Regions from separate parts of the Homo sapiens genome. Here region 1 is linked to region 2. A link is a contact called in ENCODE Hi-C data. All regions are on one chromosome and are shown on one strand. Each heading gives the region's core, a stretch centred on a gene start or an enhancer-like site at or near the end of the contact. The rest is flanking DNA. Distances are from core to core; before and after follow the strand shown. Region 1 has its middle 12 kb from the start of MIR557. Region 2 holds the start of ATP1B1 (ATPase Na+/K+ transporting subunit beta 1).

Region 1 (2,700 bases), core at 98-2,597, 740 kb before region 2:
ATCTCCCTACTGTGTTTTTCTTCATAGCACATGTTAGCACTAAATAACTCTGTGTACTTATTTTTAGGCAGCTTTTGAGAAGCAGTATAAGTTGGTGTATGATGCTAGGCTGTGGAGTCTGACTGCCTGGGTTCAAAGCCTAGTCCTGTTTCTTTCCTGTAACTTTAGGTACGTGTGTTAACCTCTCTGAACTCTATTTCCTCCTCTATGAAACAGGGGATAAGATAATAATTGTATCTACTTTGTAGGGTAGTGCAAGCACTAAATAAATTAATTCTTGCAAAGGACTTAGAAGAATTCCTCCCTAAGTACTCAGTAACCATAACTCAGGTGTTGACGAAGGGGCTGGTGGGTCCTTGATTGGGAGTGAGGTACAGTTTATCTCTGCTTTGGTTGGGATGTTGGACTGTCAAGATGCTCTGTAGTTTCTGAAGAGGGAAATGATCTTATAAAGTGACCAAGGTCATCACTGGGCAAGAAGTGCAACTGAGGAACTATTGAGTCCACTGACCTTATAAGGTGCCAGGTCAGACTCTTCTGGGTTTAAATAACAGAAATAGAATCTGGGGCTTGCAACTCCTTGGGAAGCTGAACAATCAGGCATGACAAGCATGCAGGAATTGTTACAGTAAGTAGCTAGTCAGGTGTGAGCAGGGCAGGAGGTGGATCTGCCTAATAATGTGGGGCAACCATCAGGTGATGATCAGGTGGTTTTCAACTGTCTCTCTAAAATAATAATTGGTCACAGCCAGTGCCAGGGAAAGGCAGTCTCCCTATAGATAGAAAAAACCTGAAACTGGTGATCAGTAGCTTCCTGATAAAATTTCAGGAGTTGGGCGAGTGAGCTCAAGCATGTGCATTAAGAGGCAAAATGGTGGAGTTTAACTTGTATATGACCTTCTGTGGGCATTGCACCGGAATGGGAAGAACGCCTCAAGTGAGCATGTGTAAAGACACTGACGTTCCCCTCCCAAGCACTAGCAGGCCATTACACATGCAGAAAACCCACCCCAAAGGAAGAAGCAGGGAGAAGGGATGCAAGACCCCAGAAGTATGCCAACATATAAAACTCCAAGCCAAAACATCAAATCCCACACTTGTCCTCCAAGACACTCGCTTAGCCCTCTTCCAAGTGTACTTTACTTTCTTTTCATTCCTGCTCTAAAGCTTTTTAATTAACTCTCACTCATGCTCTAAAATTTGCCTCAGTTTCTTCTTCTGCCTTATGTCCCTCAGTCAATTTTTTTCTTCTGAGGAGGCAAGAATTGAGGTTGCTTCAGACTTGTACACATTCGCTGCCGGTAACTCAGATACCCATCACTGAAAACAGAACCGGGTTGGCTCCTGTGGGTCATGAGGCAGGAAACCAAGGTGCTTTTTTTCATAACTCATAGCTTCATTGGACGACTACTCTCTAAGTCACTAGGTTGACTTATGGCTGAAAGAAATCTGTATCTGGCACCATCTGGTGTTTGAAGGAAAGGAAGTGCTGCTGTCAGCATTTGTTCCAACACTTCACCTTATCATGACACTAAGAAAACCTCAAGCTGGCAATGACATCCAAAGGGGTAGAAGCAGTTTTCTAAATGGTACTGGTATCCCTACTGGCATCTCTGGAAGAAAGAGTTCAGTTGGCTCCTGTAGTATGTAGGAGGCAGACTCTCTCTTACCAAGATTCACAAAAATGAGAAATTCTTCCAAATAGAATGTGGGTTTCTGTTATGGTTTGAATACGTCGCTTTCAAAATTCAAGTGGTGCCAATATGACAGTATTAGGCGATGGGAGCCTTTCAGAGGTGATTAGGCCATAAGGGCTCCTCTGTCATTCATGGGATCAAGGCACTTATTAAAGAGGCTTCTGCCAGCATTCAGTTGGCTTGCTAACCTGCTCTTCGGCTCTCTCTTGCCCTCCCACCTTCTGCCATGTGAGGTTGCAGCAAGAAGGTCCTCACCAGACCAAATACCAGGATTTTGATCTTGGACTTTCCAGTCTCCAGAACTGTGAGAAAATAAATTTCTGTTCTTTATAAATTACCAAGTCTCAGGTATTTAGTTTTAGCAGCACAAATGGACTAAGACAGTTAGTTGCTGGCCAGCTGGACAGTGTGGCAGAAGTCCCCTGTGTACTGCCCCACTTCCCCACCACATGAATGCTCATATTCCCATTGAGCTCCAGGTGTTGGGAGGACAGGCTTGCCCTGCAGATCTGGCTCATACTGTGGATTTGCGCTCAGTCCCCATTCAGCAGCTTCTCTTTTTGCTAGTTCTTCAACTCCCAGTTATGCTGGTTGGTGATATGTAATGTGTCACTTTGCTGGCACGAGATTATTTAGTTTTCATGGTAGCCTTAATAATCTTGTGACACCAATTACTGTTCTATAATGGTAAGAAAAATAATGGCTACCATGTTAAAAAATGTATCAGATACCAAGCATGGTACCTGGCTGTTTACATGTGATATTTCTTTTAATCTTCATTTCCTTGAGGAAGATATAATTTTTTCCATTTTGTAAGTGAGGAAACGGAGGTCAGTAATCATTAAGTAACTTTCCCAAGGTCCCAGAGCAAGGAAGAGTAGGAGCTTGGATTTCTAAGCCTTTGTCTGACTCCAGAGCCTGAGCTCTAAACACTGTACTATATTCTCCCATCATGCAGATGGGAAAAAGAAAGGTGAATTTCACCATTACCTTTGTAAAATGC
Region 2 (2,700 bases), core at 121-2,620:
GGGGCTCATAGGAGAGGGATGAAACCAAGAGTTTGGCTTTCCAGCAACAGCGGACAAAGAGTGGGAAGGGGTACTCTATGCCCCAGGTCTGCAACATCTTGCCCTATGCGCTAGGTTTTCCCAAAGGTCCTTTGGCTCCAAGAATTTTACAGCAGAACAAAGGGATCGATACCCCCAAGGGGGCATAAAAGCATGCCAATGAGAATACCCGCCGCCGACCGGGCACCAAGAAAGTCCTCGGTGGCTGGGTCACGTGCAGATATTGTTGCCTGGGGTCTAGACTGGCCTGAGTCTCAATTGGTTTCTACGGGACAACTCACTGCGGGCTACCGCCCTGGGTGGGTTTGGCAATTGTCCTGCTCGAGGTGGTTCAGGCCGCCCACAAGGGGCACAGCCGGGCAGTCAGGAACCGGGGCTGCCGGCTGGGCTGGCCTGCAAAGAAGAGGGAAGGGCCGGAACTGCAACCGCAGTGGCGGGGAGTGCGAGGGGGCGGCAGGTGCAGGAGCGGGAGGCGGGGCGGAGCTGGGCAGAGTCCTCGCCAGTCCGGCGTCCCGGAGTGACCTTCCCCCACCCCGCCAGCGCCCAGGAGGGGTGGACCCACAGCCCAGGGAGGCCGAAAGCGCGGGCGGGCAGGCAGAGGCGTGGAGGCTGGGCCAGGACTGCCGGGCTGGGGTCCTCGAGGCTCCGGGCGACCCAGGTGCGGATCCCCCAGCCACGGAAGGGGCGGTTCACGCCCAGCCGGGAGCTGGGAGGGGGCTGCGCGGCGCTGCCTGCGCGTCCCTCACCGCCGCCCCCGCCTCCTCCTCGCCCCGCGCCCAACGCCCCGCGCCCAGCGATCCAAGCGGCCCCTCTAGCCCCGGCGGCTCCTTTGTGCCGGCCCCGAACCCGCCCTCTCGGGCCGAGTCCCTGCCCCTGGCGCCGGCGATTGGCCACCGGGCCGCTAGAGGGCGGGGCGCACGGCCGCCGGGGCGCGGTATATAGTAAAGGTAGGGCGGGCGCAGCCAATTCCTCGGCTCCTGGCGGGAGTGCCGGTGGCGCCCCGCAGTCCGCTTGTCCGTCCTTCCCTCTCTGACTCTCCTACCCCGGGCCTGTCTCTGCAGAGGTCAGGGGAGGCGGGGGCCCAGCACACGTCCCCAGTGGCAGCGGGAGCGGCAGCTACGGGTTCGCGGAGCCCCCGACCCCCCAAGGGCTAGAGGAGCGCTCGGCGGACCAAAGAAAGCCCGCGAGCGGCTGCGCGCCCACCAATAGGTGCGGGGCTCGGAGCCGCGCAGCCTGCGCCGTCCCTCCCTCCGCCCCCGCCCCGCCGCCGCCGCCGCCGCCGCCTCCCCCTCCTCCTGCTCCTGCCTTGGCTCCTCCGCCGCGCGTCTCGCACTCCGAGAGCCGCAGCGGCAGCGGCGCGTCCTGCCTGCAGAGAGCCAGGCCGGAGAAGCCGAGCGGCGCAGAGGACGCCAGGGCGCGCGCCGCAGCCACCCACCCTCCGGACCGCGGCAGCTGCTGACCCGCCATCGCCATGGCCCGCGGGAAAGCCAAGGAGGAGGGCAGCTGGAAGAAATTCATCTGGAACTCAGAGAAGAAGGAGTTTCTGGGCAGGACCGGTGGCAGTTGGTGTAAGTACGGGGTCCGCAGCTCCCGGCCGCCGCGTCTGATCTTTCCCGGGCGGCGCATCCCCTGCGCAGGGTCCGCGGCCGGTTCCGCACCCACCGCGCTGGCCGGGGTGGCGGGGGCGAGGGTGGTGGACGCTGCTGGGTCGCGCCGGCCTGGGCTTGCAGTCCTGTGCGGAATGCGGTGTCCCCAGAGTGGGGCGCAGGGTCGGGGCTGGAACACGACAGGCGGAAGGTTATGCATATCGTAGCGATCTTGGCTTGGTAATTTGCAGTCTTTCCTACCGTGCATCGGTTGAGCCTTTTACTCCTGGGAATAGTCAGGCTCTGCGAGACTACATTTGTCTCTCCCGTGTCCTGAGTCCTTAAAAAAAAAATGAGATCTGGGGTCTTGAGAGAACCTCGTGAGGTGATGGGATCTAATGCAGACGAGGTTGTGTGTTACAGCATCTTTCTTCTAGTCTAAATACGTATCTCAAAAGAGAGGAAAGAGAAGGGTGGAGAGGAATCCATCCACACTGTAGTATTTCACAGCGATGGCTAAGGATTTCCCTCCATGACCTCCCCTGGAGTCATCACCACCCAGAAATGGTTCAATAAGCTCCATTTCAGGACTCCGATTCTTAGCTTTGGCCCGAAACCTGGCAAAGTCTGGTTGTTTTCAAGGTCTACACAGACAGTTGTGGATCAGTCAGTAGGTTGGGTTGATTATGGTGAAGGGAATATAAACGCAGAGCAGCTGATCTTAAAATATTTTGTGCAGCCTGTTGCTTGGTTGGATAGACTTTTTTCCATCGAAAATTAGATTTCTTGTTTTCAGCCTCTCCGGAAAGGTGACTTTTTTTTTTTTAAAAAAAAGGTCATTTTGAAGGGCAGAGTTGTAGGCGAATCTATGAGTCGTGACTGCGTGAGGGAAGGAGGGAGGGAACTCCCCCTGCTGCATCACTGCCCCCTCCTCCTCCAACATCATCATCATCATCATCATCATCATGACCATCACCACCAACACCACTGGCACCACCACTGCAGTCATTCAGGGAGTCCTGAACAGAGGCCGATTGGTGTTCCTGCTTGGGAGGATCTGTGGGAATCGGCAGGA

Evidence for each region. A loop is a pair of places that touch in the nucleus more often than their neighbours do. Pooled maps may share reads with other maps.
Region 1: a loop to region 2 is called in a pooled map, with 3 times the contacts of the local background. The contact joins the enhancer-like site here to the promoter of ATP1B1 in region 2. A Hi-C loop is called at or near these places in 4 of 50 pooled maps.

Annotation. Positions count from the first base shown.
Region 1 is chr1:168,361,769-168,364,468 of GRCh38, forward strand. No RefSeq gene overlaps it. Among named protein-coding and RNA genes, the nearest start is that of MIR557, 12 kb to the right of the region's middle. Within about 2 kb of position 1,348, at least 2 of the 41 ENCODE cell types and tissues checked have a DNase peak (open chromatin) inside an H3K27ac peak, as active enhancers do.
Region 2 is chr1:169,105,320-169,108,019 of GRCh38, forward strand. ATP1B1 (ATPase Na+/K+ transporting subunit beta 1) reads left to right here and starts at 1,371. Exons shown (of 6, transcript NM_001677.4): 1 at 1,371-1,607. The coding sequence starts at 1,511. RefSeq lists enhancers at 1-361, 852-1,146, 935-1,507, 1,508-2,080 and a silencer at 419-1,338.